Regions from separate parts of the Homo sapiens genome. Here region 1 is linked to region 2. Evidence: chromatin contacts called from ENCODE Hi-C or POLR2A ChIA-PET data. All regions are on one chromosome and are shown on one strand. The core of a region is the stretch at or near the end of the contact, and the rest is flanking DNA. Distances in the headings are between cores, read along the strand shown. Region 1 overlaps MYO1E (myosin IE). Region 2 has its middle 6.6 kb from the start of RNF111.

Region 1 (7,479 bases), core at 77-2,576, 360 kb before region 2:
TTCATGTCCTTTGCAGGGACATGGATGAAGCTGGAAACCGTCATTCTCAGCAAACCAGCCTAGGAGCAGAAAACCAAACACCGCATGTTCTCACTGACAAGTGGGAGCTGAACAATGAGAACACGTGGACCAGGGAGGGGAACATCACACACTGGGGCCTGTCAGGGGGTGGGGGGCTAGGGGAGGGGTAGGAGAATTATCTGATGTAGATGATGGGTTGATGGATGCAGCAAACCATCATGGCACGTGTATACCTATGTAACAAACCCGCACGTTCTGCAAATGTATCCCAGAACTTAAAGTATAATTAAAAAACAAAACAAAACAAAAAAAGACCAGGGGTGTACTATGTGAATTACTGGAGGTATCAGAGAATTCTCAGATGATCCAACACATGTCCAAAATTCAAGTACTATTAAAAACACATAATTTTAAAAATAAAAGTTACTTATGAAAGCCTGACTGCTAGTTTTAAAGGGACATAAATAAACCTTATTTACCTTATTTATGTATGTCCCTTTGAATCTAGGGTTTTTTCTTTTCTTTTTTTTGAGACAGCGTTTCACTCCCATCACCGAGACTGGAGTGCAGTGGCATGATCTCGGCTCACTGCAACCTCCATCTCCTGGGCTCAAGCAATTCTCCTGCCTCAGCCTCTGAGTAGCTGGGACTACAGGGCCACGCCATCGCACCCAGCTAATTTTTGTATTTTTTTTAGACATGGCGTTTTGGCATGTTGTCCAGGCTGGTCTCAAACTCCTAGCCTCAAGTGATCTGCCCGCTTCAGCCTCCCAAAATGTTGGGATTACAGGCCTGAGCTACTGCACTCGGCCTAGTTTTTTTTTAATTCCAGAAAAAGTTTCAAGATTTTTTTTTTTTTTTGCTTTTGTGTTAATATTTTGGGTGTAGTGGGAGAGGGGGTAGCACACTTGAGTTGCTGCAGGACTTGTTTTTTTGTGTGACCAGAGAGAGCCCACAGCACACAGCCGGGTTCTCATTGGAAAGGCATCAGAACAAGTGTGTGCAGACAGCACCGCTTATAGTCCGTGACACTCATTCCTCCGCATGAATCAGGGCCACACATGGCTTCAGATGATACAGGTTCTTTCCTGACATCTCAAGGGGAGTCATTTGAATGCGTCCGTGTCTCTCCCACTACCTCTCAAAATGCCGGACTAAGTTAATTGGTAAATAAATGCTCAGGCTGCTTAGCAGTGGCCTATCTCTGAGGCATGAGGTCTAATATAGTTTAAATGTAAGTCCATCGTGGCCTCCAAGTAGCTAGGAAAACAGGTGGGGGACTTCAAAGAGATCTGAGAGCAAGCCTGGCCGGGTCTCTTGTACTTTTCCAGCCCTGGCTTATGTGTGGGACAATGGTGAAAAGCAGCCCTTGAGGTAGAACCAAGTGGGTTTTTTTTTTATTCATATTCGGCACAGATTTATTGATGCAGAAAACATGCTCTCCTGATGTGGCCACAGAATCATCACTTGCTTCTTTCAAAATCCGTAAAATCTTGCATTCTGTGGTATTTGGCAGATTACATCTCATACTGTAGCAGCCTGCGCTTGCCAGCTGAAGTGTCTGAAAGTAGCTTGGAGTCGTTTTCACACTCTTTGATGCTAGTCCACCTTTTACTACATACCAAGGATAGTACATATATCCACCAAGTGGTGCCAAATCTTGTTCTTTATTCTTCTTAAATTTGAACGTCAAAATTGCACTTTAATAATAAAAATATAAAGCCATGAGCTATGCAAATAATGAATAAAGATTATTCTGAGTAGGCTTAGATGCCACAAGAATGCCCTTGTTTTTCTCTTTCACGGTTTGACCCAGTGTGGTGTGAATGTTCTCTTTGAGACAATCTTTGTGTTAAATCTTTACACTAATAAATGTGTTAGAACTTCTTCAGGGATATTCTTAGCGAGGAGGAGTTGGTGGATGTGTTTTTTGCAAATAGGCTTCCTTTGTCTGCTTGGCAATTCTCTATGAGGTTTCTGAAAGTGTGACCTGTACGTGAGACATCTAAGTGGATGGAGCAAAATGAGGGAGACATATATGCCAGTCTGATAAGTAAATCATTCTTGTAGTCAGTGTGGAAGAGTTGGCAAATTTCTCTCTGATTTCCTTCTGTTTTTGACCCTGCCAGGCTGAACCCAAAGACCCAGCATTGTGACTGGAAGGGCCTGCGAAAGAAAGCCCTTGCCAAGTGATCTCTGTATAATCGTCTTTCAGAGACTTAATAAGCTTTGGAGAATATTTGGATGAAGTTGGCAGTTTTATTGATACCATCTGATTCTACTTTGGTCCTGTAGCAGTTTCTGCCACTTTGTCACCAGTGGGGGGAATATGCTGTTACCATAATGGAAAAGGAGGACATTTGGTAGCATTTTTCTGTGTTTATGTCAGGAGTCGTCTAAAATGGTCATTTTTTTTTTTTTTTAAGAAAAACAACATATGCGTACAAAGTAGGTGTATATATTTATGGGGTACATGCAATATTTTGATACAGTCCTACAATGCATAATAATCACATCAGGATAAATGGGGTATCCATCACCTTAAGCCTTTATAATTTCTTTGTGTTACAAACATTCCAATTATACTTTTAGTTATTTTTACTTATTTATTTATTTTGAGACAGGGTCTCATTTGGTTACCCAGGCTGGAGTGCAGTGATGCAATAATCATGGTTCACTGCAGCCTTGACCTCCTGGGCTCAGGTGACCCTCCTGCTTCAGCTTCCTGAGTCGCTGGAACTACAGGCGTGTGCCACCATGCCAGGCTAATTTTTAAAGTTTTTGTACAGATGGAGTGTCACTATGTTGCCCAGCCGGGTCTCAAGCGATCCTTCCACTTTGGTCTCCCAAAACATTGCTATTACAGGTGTGAGTCATTGTGCCCCACTGACGAGAGGTTCTTCATATTTCTTTTATATCCACTGCCACAAAACTGAGTGCAATTGGTCTATTCAGTCAGGAAGTCGCTTACCTTTCATGTGCTTCCCTATTACCTGGGCATATTTCCAGGGGGTTTCAGAGGAAGAAGTAGCTCTTTCCTATGAGGATATATGCTGGTTCTGAAGTGTTTACTTAGATGCATAGTGGAAGCTCAAAAAATATTTACTGAACTCACTCTTGTGGTTTAGCTTTCAACTATAAACATAGGAATAAAGGGAGAAAAAAGCATGAAAAACTAGAAGCTGAAAGCCAGGCAGGAAGAGAATGGATCTAGAAAGAAGTAGGAAGTCCATTTGCTCAGAGGAAGGATACCCACTCACCAATGGGAAATAGGTCCAGTGTTGTGTGGTAGGGTTGTGGGTAGTAGTAGTAATTTCACAATGGGTGTGGGAGGTTGGTGAGTAGATGGACTAGATTCAAAAGTAGATACCTCGCTCTCACCTATAGCCTAGCAGTTTGGGAGGCCGAGACAGGAGGATCGCTTGAGCCCAGAAGTTTGAGATTAGCCTGGCCAACATGGCAAAACTCCATCTCTACAAAAAATACAAAAATTACCCAGGCGCGGTGGTGGAGTGCCTGTAATCCCAGCTACTCCGGGGGTTGCTGTGGTGGAGGATCACTTGAGCCTGGGAGTTCAAGGCTGCAGCCAGCCAAGATTGCACCACTGCACTCCAGCCTGGGTAACAGAGCGAGGCCCTGTCTCCAAAAAAGAAAAAGAAAAAGAAAGAAAGTAGATAGTGATGAAGCTGGATAGTTAAAACAGAAACTTGAAAAGCAAGATGTGGAACTGGGATATAGGATTTCAGAGTTTAAAAGAAATGTGACATTTCTTAGTGGATTGTCCTTCAGTTGTGTTTACTAAGCAACTGTCAGCTAGTGAGATTACTGTGTATGGCCAATCCAGATAAATAAGACGATCAAGTCTTTATGAAAAGGAAAGAAAAATTTGGAATGCACATCTCTGTCCAGCTCAATTCCTCACTCCTTTTTTAAGATGGAGAGCTGTTAGGTTTGTCTACACAGTAGGAAACACCTGATTAAATAACAGCATGGAGCCAATCTTGACAAAGAAATTGGCTGCATCCAATAGAATCCCAGGGCCGGTCGTGGTGGCTCATGCCTGTAATCCCAACACTTTGGGCGGCCGAGGTGGGAGGATCACTTGAGCTTTGGTCTCAGGGCTTTGAGACCAGCCTGGACAGCATAGTGAGACCTCGTCTCTAAAAAATTAAATTAAAAAAAAAAATAGAGCGCCAGCAAAGTCAATTCCTGAACTCTCTTCTGTTCAGTAGTAGCAAAAATGCCTGATCTAAGTGATGGGGAAAGTTAGTTTATGTGGCTGTAGCATCAGACACATCACTGACAATCCTGCTGTGGATTTATAGCACAGGGGACACTACATCTAGAAACACCTGTCTGTGGACTGCTGCTGCTGTCAGGTTAGTAATCTGTGTATTCTAATGAGAATGGACGTGGCCTCCCTAGTGTCAGCCACATAATGGAAATCCTAGATCAGCATGCTTACTTCTTCCCATCTAATTGCAAGTTGTAATTTGTAAATAATGGGTTTACTTTTTAATTTTGAGAAGGTAAATGTGTTGCTGTACAAAAGCCCAGGATTCCTTCCCGTTAAATCGGCAGCATTCTTGGACACAGTAAATCCTATCACACACTTTTGTCTCACAAAAGAAGTAGCGGCAGTTAGAAGACTTTGAATTCTCCCTTACCCGTGACTTTGAGCAAGTGATTTAACCTCTCAGACAACACAGTTCCTCATTTGCAAAATGGAAATAATGTCTACATTATCTATTTCTACTCACAGAGTTGTTTTAGGACACAAAATGGTAAAGGAAGGAAAAGCTAAGTTACTGCAACATGGTAGGATACTTTTGCTTTTAAATTTAATTTATACGCATCCCAATTTTTATCTAGAACCTAGATTTCAGGCTAAAGAAGAGAGCCGTTGGGCTTCATTCCACTTGTAGTAGCCTCACGTTACCCTTACTGTGAAATTAGTCTTTGTTTCCTTTCATCTCTTTTGAATATCACCCTTGCCCTGCAATAATAAAAGAGAGCTGCATGCAGTGAAATCAAACCATGAAATTATAGAATTGTAGAGCCAGAACTAGCTACATATAAACAGAAAAGAAAATTTGATTGAAACATTAATAATTTTCATCAAGGTGAAAATGACTGACAGGTATTACTTTAACAGAGTTATTTATACTTTTTAAAGATGTGCTACTGACCTGTTAACCTAATGAAATTTAGATGGTGGAAGGGATATAAGTTGTTGAAAATTTGGGATTCATTTCTTTCCATCTTAGTATTTTTGGAGTGGTAGAGTGCTGTGTCTACATACCTTTGTAATAAAAAACAATTTGGGGCTGGTGTTGATAATCAAGTTGATTGCGATCTCTAGGAGAGGAGAGTCTATCTGATCTTTTTCTTGCCGTTTGTATATATTGTTCTACCTCTCCCATCTCATCTGAAATATGGGGCAGTTTCTTGGTTCTCAGTTGTTTCTTTTCTGATATGTTGCTGACCTCTGATTTCTCATATCAGTGCTCTTCCCTTAGTTCAGAGATGTTTCCCCAGTTGTAGATGGGGGTTGGAAAAGGAAGGTGCTTGTGATTTAAAAGCCCTGTCACTTACTGTGTCCATAATATAGTGAGTCCACCTGTGGACTGAGCAAGGCTGCTGTCACATCTTTCAAGGTTTTCCTCATTGATCCTACATCGGTTTAGCAAAATTCTTCTGTAAAAGGCTAGATAGTAAATATTTTAGGCTTTGTGGACCATACAGTCTCTGTCACAGCTACTCAACTCTGCCATTGTAGCATGAAATCACGTGGCTGTCTTCTAATAAAACTTGGTTTACAAAAACAATCAGACTGGGCGTCGTGGCTCACACCTGTAATCTCAGCACTGTGGGAGGACGACACAGGAGGATTGCTTGAGCCCAGGAGTTCGAGAGCAGCATGGGCAACGTAGGGAGACTCCATCTCCGCAGATTTTTAAAAAGTTAGCTGGGCGTGATGGTGCATGCCTGTGGTCCCAGCTACCTGCAGGGGCTGAGGCAGGAGGATCGTCTGAGGTTGGGAGGTCAAAGTTGCAGTGAGCCATGATTGCACCACTGCACTTCAGCCTAGGTGACAGAGCAAGACTCGGTCTCAAAAAACCAACACAAATAAATAAAAATTAAAAATAATCATTGAGCCAGATTTGGCTCACGGGCTGTAGTTTGCTGACTCCTGTTCTACATGATTTTCATAAAGGTGGGACAGGTGCACTTATAATATTAAATGGAATGGAGGGTGCTATTGTAAATACCTGCAAGTTGAATCAAGGATAGCTTTTTAAAGCAGTTTGCTTAGAAATTTACCTACAAAAGACTATTATTACAGTACCTCCCTGTGCCATGTACCTATAGATTGACTTAGGCAAAAACCTGACAACAGACCTTGGGAATATTTGGGGATATTTACTTTTTCAAGTAATTGAGTTATACGTACTTTGCCTGCCACTTTTTACATTGCATTGCCAATTTAAGTTAACATCACCGACCTAATGTCAGCAATGTTCCACTCTTAAAGCTGGAAACTGGATTCGAGGGTGAGCAAGGAAGGATGAGGAGAGGGAAGTTTACCTTAAATGATCCTTGAAGTCAACATTAGGTACCTTGAGAATGCCTTGCTGCTTGATTTTAAGATCTTCAATTACAGCACTTTGATTCTTAACCTTAAAAAAATTCTCCTTCAGCCATTTCAAGCCATGTGGAATATCTCTTACTGCTTAGGAATTTGCTGTGGTTTTTCATTGACCGTGGCCCCAGACTCTGGAATATGTATTAATTTATCTGGGCAGAGAATACAGAAATCCACATGCAGAATAAAGTGAACTTTATGCTGAAGCAGAATATTGAAGCTGGGAATGGTTAATTCTTAAAAAATAAAGCATCAGCGTTAATAAATATTGAATTCTAAGAAGGTATTTTGCAGTTTGCTTCTTAAAGTACTGAGATAATCTGACTGGGTTCCCATTTAAAAGAGAGAAGTTTTTTCCCTCCATGAATAATATTCGTTTACAGTCATTGGTAAATTATTAATCTGCATTCCAGTGTTTCATGTTTGAAATACCAGTCCGCCCTGTCCATGGGGATTTGATCTCACGCTGTAATCAGCAAAGGGTTCTGGGAAGTGAGAATAGCTGTGGTTTGCTCTTTTAAAGACCTTAGGAGAGAATCAAAAAGTGGTGGTTATTCAGGAAGTTGGCCTGTCCAGCATTTGACGGCTGGCAGTTTTCATATGGAGTCATATGAGACCATGAACTTGGAAGGCACACTAGACTGTGGGAAAGTTTGGGTGGGCTGCTCACCACCCTGTGATTTTCAGAGGTCCTAGAATGTTCTTTAGAGTATTCCTGCAGTTTTTGAATGGATGTCAAATCTCTTTTGGTTTGGGGCTACCCGAAATGTTTACATTCTGAGTCGTTGGTCCATTTTCCTCCAACAATGCAC
Region 2 (6,837 bases), core at 3,674-6,173:
CATTAGTACAATCTCACTTCTTCCCTCTCACATGTTTCAGTGGAAAGGCTATCCTTTCTCCTATCCAAGGCTAATTCTTCCATGTGAGATTTGGATCTCATTTCCTCTGCCTACATAAGAACTTTCTTCAACTGACCATCTTTTTATTTCCATTATCTTTCCTCTCTCTTTTTCTACTGTTTCTTACCCTTCAGAATACCAGCAAGGTTCAAGACTCACCCGATCTTAACTCCATATTCTTGTAGATATATGTCTCTCTTTTTCCATCTCTCTGCCTTTGCACAGTTCCTTCTGTCTCAAAATTCACCCCCTTTCTCCACATTTCCCACCCATGCTTTATCTGCTTAACAAATTCTTACCCATTCCTCCAAGCCGTCTTCCATGAAGCATTTCCTTACCGCTCTCCCCACCCCTTGAAATGGACTTACTCCAGTTTTAGTACTCTCTTCAAGCTTTATACATACATCTAAGTATTATGATTGTTTACATACATACCTGTCTCAAAACTTAAAATCAGAGAAAATGTCTTTCTCTCTTAAGTAGAAAAATAGCACTCAAATATTTATTGAACTGTACTGAATAAGAAGATTGGGATTCTAATCTCAATTTTGCCAGAAGAAACCAGAAATCCTTAATCAAATCACTTTAAATATCTGAAAATTAATTTTACTCACTTGTGGAGAGATCAAGTTTTTCCAAATGCACTCCAAACCAAATTCTGCTTTCCTCAAACTGCAGCCAAATAATGTTTACCAAATTAGTCTGCATATATGGGCCAGCAGAATCTAACTACTGCCTGACAGGAATTTGAGGAGTTTGGTCTAAACATGGAAATACTGGGCTGAATTAGTGAGTTACCTGCAATCAAGGGTAATAAGAAAATTTCTACAAACTATCAAAGTCAGAAGGAAAGACTGGTATGCCCATCATCCATTGCATAGTTCACAACTGTATAAAGTCTGCAAGTGAGAGTAACTAATTATGTGGTCAGCTTCGTGAGCTCTTTGGAAGAAATGGAGAAAAGTTTGAAGATGTAATGCAAGAGTTAGAAGATCTTGGGAAATTCTTGAAAGTATTTAGTGAACTATTTCCTCAGATGTAAAGCTTTGGAAATAATTAAAAGGATCTCAGAGATGAACTAATCAGAACACTTCGTGATTCAGAATATTTTATTTTCTTCTTGGCATATGAAGATATCACTGGAACTTAAAACTGAAAGAAAAGTGCTATAGACTCCATAACTGCTGATTTAGTTGAGGTAGCACAGTTCTCATTAAAATTTTCTATATGGGCTGGGTGTGGCGGCTCATCCCTGTAATCCCAGCGCTTTGGGAGGCAGAAAAGGGTGATCACCTGAGGACAAGAGTTGGAGACCAGCCTGGCCAACATAGTGAAACCCCATCTCTACTAAAAATACAAAAATTAGCCGCACATGGTGGCAGGCACCTGTAATCCCAGCTACTCAAGAGGCTGAGGCAGGCAATTGCTTGAGCCCAGGAGGTGGAGGTTGCAGTGAGCCAAGATCGTGCCACTGCACTCCAGCCTGGGCAACAGAACAAGACTTCACCTCAAAAAATACGTATCTAGATAAAAAATGATTTCAGGCTATGTGATTGGAAAGAGACTATTTTTAAAGATTATATATGTAGCATATACTACATATAGTACTATATAATCTTTATTATATGTACATAGAAACAGATAGATAGTAATTAGACACAGCCCTTTATCCTACTAAACTGTTTTGCAATCAATGCAATCATAGATTCTGAAAAATTGAGGAGCTATTTAGCAGAAGGATAACCTCAAAAGACAATACCTTTGTGATGAGTACTTATCAACTAATAAATTTACAATTTTCTTTGGAAGGCAACTTTCAAGATATATTTGAAATATCAAGAGGCCAGGCGCAGTGGCTCATGCCTGTAATCCCAGCATTTTGGGAGGCCGAGGTGGTTGGATCACCTGAGGCTGGGAGTTCGAGACTTGGCTGGCCAACATGGTGAAACCCCGTCTCTACTAAAAACACAAAGAAATTAGCTGGGCACACGCCTGTAATCCCAGCTACTTGGGAGGCTGAAACAGGAGAATTGCTTGAACCCAGGAGGCGGAGGTTGCAGTGAGCCAAGATCATGCCGAACAGAGCAAGACTCTGTCAGAAGAAGAAGGAGAAGGAGAAGGAGAAGGAGAAGGAGAGGAAGAGGAAGAAGAAGAAGAAGAAGAAGAAGAAGAAGAAGAAGAAGAAGAAGAAGAAGAAGACGACTCAATAACTAATACTATCTCTGTGACTCTGTTTCTAAAAAACAGAGGTAACAAATTATGGACTAACCAGGGGACACAGAATGCCTGGAATTTTGCAGATGAGCAAAACTTCAAATATCATGATATGTTTCTGGTTATCAGGCCAAATTCTGGGCATGTCTGAGGCTCTCTCATTCTGTGAAAGTATATTTTTAAGATAAAAGTGTAGAAAAATGAAAGTGAAAGCTGCCATTCACCATTGGTAATGTAAGCCTAGAACCACAAGCAAGGATTTCCAACTGACTGATAACCATTCTCAGAAATAGTTTAGTCTTTTAATTACCAATATTTTTACACACTTGGTTAAAGTTAGTCAGAGGTTTACCAGTGAGCATTTTCATTAAGTTGTTGTTAACTCTTGAAATGCTTTTGCAATGTCGCTTTTAAAATTCAGAATTTTTAATGCGCTCACCTCTATTAGCAATCTTTTTTACAATTACAAGTTTCTGGCCAGGTGCAGGGACTCACATCTGTAATCTAAGTGCTTTGGGAGGCTAAGTTGGGACAATCACTTGAACCTAGGAGTTCAAGACCGGCCTGGGCAAAATAGTGAGGCTCCATCTCTACTAAAAATCCAAAAAAATTAGCAGGACATTATGGCATGTGCCTGTAGTCCCAGCTACTCAGGAGGCTGAGACAGGAGAATCACTTGAGCCTGGGAGATTTAGGCTGCAGTGAACTATGAACACGTCACTGCACTCCAGCCTGGGTGACAGAGTGGGACCTATCTCAAAAAAAACAAAAGTTTCTGATCATTGAAAAGTTAGACTGGATAACCTCCAAAGTGCCTTAAAGTTCTAACATTTCATATTTTGCTTCAGACCTAATTAGATTTATGAGAACGCTATATTACAATTTCAAGTGTGATTTACATACTGGCTACTTAGTTGCAAATTCAGAACAGGAAGTAAAGACACTTTGATGCATTTGCTTGTTATTATTTACAGATCATGCAAAGTTTTCCAAAATCATTTAAAAGTTTCTCTAAACTACATTAGTATTAGTTTTAATTGCACAAACTAATACTTGATTATGATTTTAAGTTACAGGATTGCAGAGACTGTGCTTTGCTCAGTTGAAAGATTATATAGTACATTGTTCTCAGGAGGCTGAGGCAGGAGGATCACTGGAGCCCAGGTACTCAGGGCTGCAATGTGCTATGAACGTGACTGTGAATAGCCACTACACTCCAGCCAGGGCAACACAGTGAGACCATGTTTCAAAAAAAAAAAAAGAAAGAAAAAAATTATTATACAGTACATTAAAAACACTGATATATTGGGGGACTGTTCAGAGATAAAGATATAGAAGAAGAAGAAGAAAGAGAATAAAATGAAAGTGCCCATGTGCTAAAAGGGAATTTTAAAAATTTATTCGATAACTTGAATCCAAACACCTTTAGCAGTCAGGGCTTCTGATAAGATTGTAATTATTTTTGACTTTTGACAGAACATAAATCACTATTATGCAACAGAAATTTGTAAATATTAGAGATTTTAGTTTAATATCTTAATTTTAAAATTTGCTTAAGTATTTTTAAATTCTGAAAATATCAAGTGATTAAGGTTGACAATCACGAAACTCTGAAACCCAATCTATTTAAATTATACCGATAAGAAAAATCTATTTTCAAACCGTTCACAATTTAGAATTGAGTTAAACTAGGAAAGAGTGCCACCTACTGAATCAAAATTGCTTAAACATCTCAACATTAAGTTCATTTTGCAAAACCTGTAAAGCTCTAGCATTTTTTTCCTCAAAGATGTACGTTTAAGATAATCTTCATACAGCAAATATTGTTTTATTTAATGAAATTTTCTTTTTCAGTAGCAGATAACAGACTAGACTGGCCACAGGTGTTTATCATCCCAACATCACCCTGACAAACGAGAAAGGAATTAAAAACGTACAAAACACAAATGAAAATGGGAGAAGGTCATTAGCAAGCAAGTTATTCCACCTAATATCTGAAAGATAAAAATCAGAGGACTAGTGATTGTTATAGCAAAGTATCAAAGCTACACCAGACCGGGCAGGGTGGCTCACGCCTGTAATCCCAGCACTTTGGGAAGCCAAGGCCGGCGGATCACCTGAGGTGGGAAGTCCAAGACCAGCCTGACCAACATGGTGAAATCCCATCTCTACTAAAAATACAAAATTAGCCGGGCGTAGTGGTGCACACCTATAGTCCCAGCTACTCAGGGGACTGAGCCAGAAGAATCGCTTGAACCCGGGAGGCAGAGGTTGCGGTGAGCCAAGATGGAGCCATTGCACTCCAGCCTGGGCAACAAGAGCGAGACTCCGTCTCAAAAAAAAAAAAGCTACACCATTAACTACTGTCAAAGAAGGCTGCACCAACAAGCAAGCTGCTATGCTTTGCAGAATACAAGACAGGCTATGGACTCAGGCCAAAGGCAAGGGAGGCCAACAGTAAAATGTAGAAATGAAACCAGAGGAGATTAATCATAAGTCTCTCTGGGCACAATCCCGTGAAACCTTTTCACCTCTCTCTCACCACATAAAGAAAATGTGGCATCTAGGCTTTTAAGTCCTAGGCTAAAAACAGGAGCAGGGAGTTCTGTAAAGAAACACATTGAAGTAATTGAGAAGAACCAGAACAGCTGGTGAGACAAGCAGTGATAAATACTTCACATTCTAAGATGTATAGGCCCCACCTGCCCACACATGCCTGGTGGTAGGCAGCACCCTTCCACACAGACATCACACTTAGGGTTTTCTTGGTTTTGGTTTTGGTTTTTTTTTGAGACAAGGTCTTGCTCTGTCGCCCAGGCTGGAGTGCAATGGCGCCATCTCGGCTCACTGCAACCTCCACCTCCCAGGTTCAAGCGACTCTCCTGCCTCAGCCTTCCGGGTAGTTGGGATTACAGGTGTGCACCACCATGCCCAGCTAATTTTTGTATTTCTAGTAGAGATGGGGTTTCGCTATGTTGCCAAGGCTGGTCTTGAACTCCTGGCCTCAAGTGATCCACCCACCTTGGCCTCCTAAAGCATTGGGATTACAGGTGTAAGCTACTGCGCCCAGCCACATTTAGTTTTCATAAACTTTTTTTTATTGTTTGTTTTTGTTTTTGTTTTTTGAGATGGAGTCTCACTCTGTTGGCATGGAGTCTCACTCTGTTGCCAGGCTGGAGTGCAGTGGCGTGATCTTGGCCCATTGCAGCTTCTACTTCCCAGGTTCAAGTGATTCTCCTGCCTCAGCCTCCTGAGTAGCTAGGACTACGGGTGCACACCACCACACCTGGCTAATTTTTGTATTTTTAGTAGAGACAGGGTTTCAAGTCCAGGTTTCAAGCTGGTCTTGAACTCCTGACTTCAGGTGATTCGCCTGCCTTAGCCTCCCAAAGTGCTGGGATTACAGGCATGAGCCACTGTGCCCAGCCGATAAACGGTTTTTAAATGACAATAGAGAATGGAGATAATTCAAAAAACATAAGAGGGAAAATATTTTAAACTCTCTAATATCCTCAGAAATTAAAAATGATACTGCATTCTTACAATAGGAAAATGATGTTATTTTTTAAAAAGGAAGAAAGAATCTTTAGAGATTAAAATACGATTCCTGAAATTAAAATTCAGTAGAAGGGTTAAAAGATAAAAGAAAGACAATATTCCAGCATATAAGACAAAAAGAAAAATAAATGTGAAGGAAAGGATAAGAGAGATAGAAGTCCAACCCTAGAAGTAAAATATCTAATAGAAGCAAGGTACGGTGGCACACACCTATAATCAAGGAGGATTCCTTGAGCCCAGGAGTTTGATGCCAGCCTGGGCAACACAGAGAGAGCCCCATCTCATTTAAAAGAAAAAAAAAAGTCTAATAAAAGTTCTTCCAAGGGAGAACAAAGAAAATGGAAAAAAGAAATTAAAAAAAAAAAGAAATAAAAATGTCCCAAAACTGAAAAGGAATTCTAAAATTCTAAAATCATGTATTCATTCACCCATTGATGGACACTCAAGCTTCCATATTTTGATGATCATAAATAATGCTGCTATGAGCATTCATGTACAGGTATCTGTGTGAGTTCCTGTTTTCATTTCTTATGGGTATATACCTATGAGTGGAATAGCTGGGTCAAATGGTAATTCTATGACTATCTTTTTGAGGAACTGCCAAACTGATCCACAGTGGCTGCATTGCACCATTTTACATTCTCATCAGCATTATATGAGGATTCCAATTTCTCCTATCCTTGTCAACACTTATTATTGTGTGTCTGTTTAATTATAGACATCCTAGTGGGTGTGAAGTAGCATCTCATTGCAGTTATATTCTGTTTTATTCTTTTAATGATTGCCTTAGCAATTACCACATTCATCCTTACCTATTAAAATCTAGTATTGTTACATTTAATATCCTCTTGATCAAGAATCCATAAATTGCTTTAAAATATTTACCAGCTGGGCACAGTGGCTCATGCCTGTAATCCCAGCACTTTGGGAGGCCAAGGCAAGTGGATCACTTGAGCCCAGGAGTTCAAGATCAGCCTGGGCAACATGGTGAAATCCTGTGTCTAC

Evidence for each region. Hi-C counts contacts between places; a loop is a spot of excess contacts on that map. ChIA-PET counts read pairs that join two places held with the same protein, here RNA polymerase II (POLR2A). Pooled maps may share reads with other maps.
Region 1: a pooled map shows a loop between it and region 2 (2.9-fold over the local background). The contact joins two enhancer-like sites. A Hi-C loop is called at or near these places in 2 of 50 pooled maps. POLR2A ChIA-PET finds 5 or more read pairs at or near these places in 2 of 52 experiments (GM12878 and activated naive CD8-positive, alpha-beta T cell).

The regions. Positions count from the first base shown.
Region 1 is chr15:59,329,443-59,336,921 of GRCh38, reverse strand. The region is part of intron 1 of MYO1E (myosin IE); the gene reads left to right. Among named protein-coding and RNA genes, the nearest start is that of MYO1E, 40 kb to the left of the region's middle. RefSeq lists an enhancer at 1,275-1,344. Within about 2 kb of position 1,326, at least 3 of the 41 ENCODE cell types and tissues checked have a DNase peak (open chromatin) inside an H3K27ac peak, as active enhancers do; they include GM12878, where a contact is called at or near this core.
Region 2 is chr15:58,977,682-58,984,518 of GRCh38, reverse strand. No RefSeq gene overlaps it. Among named protein-coding and RNA genes, the nearest start is that of RNF111, 6.6 kb to the left of the region's middle. RefSeq lists enhancers at 4,592-4,641, 5,032-5,131. Within about 2 kb of position 4,923, at least 5 of the 41 ENCODE cell types and tissues checked have a DNase peak (open chromatin) inside an H3K27ac peak, as active enhancers do; they include GM12878, where a contact is called at or near this core.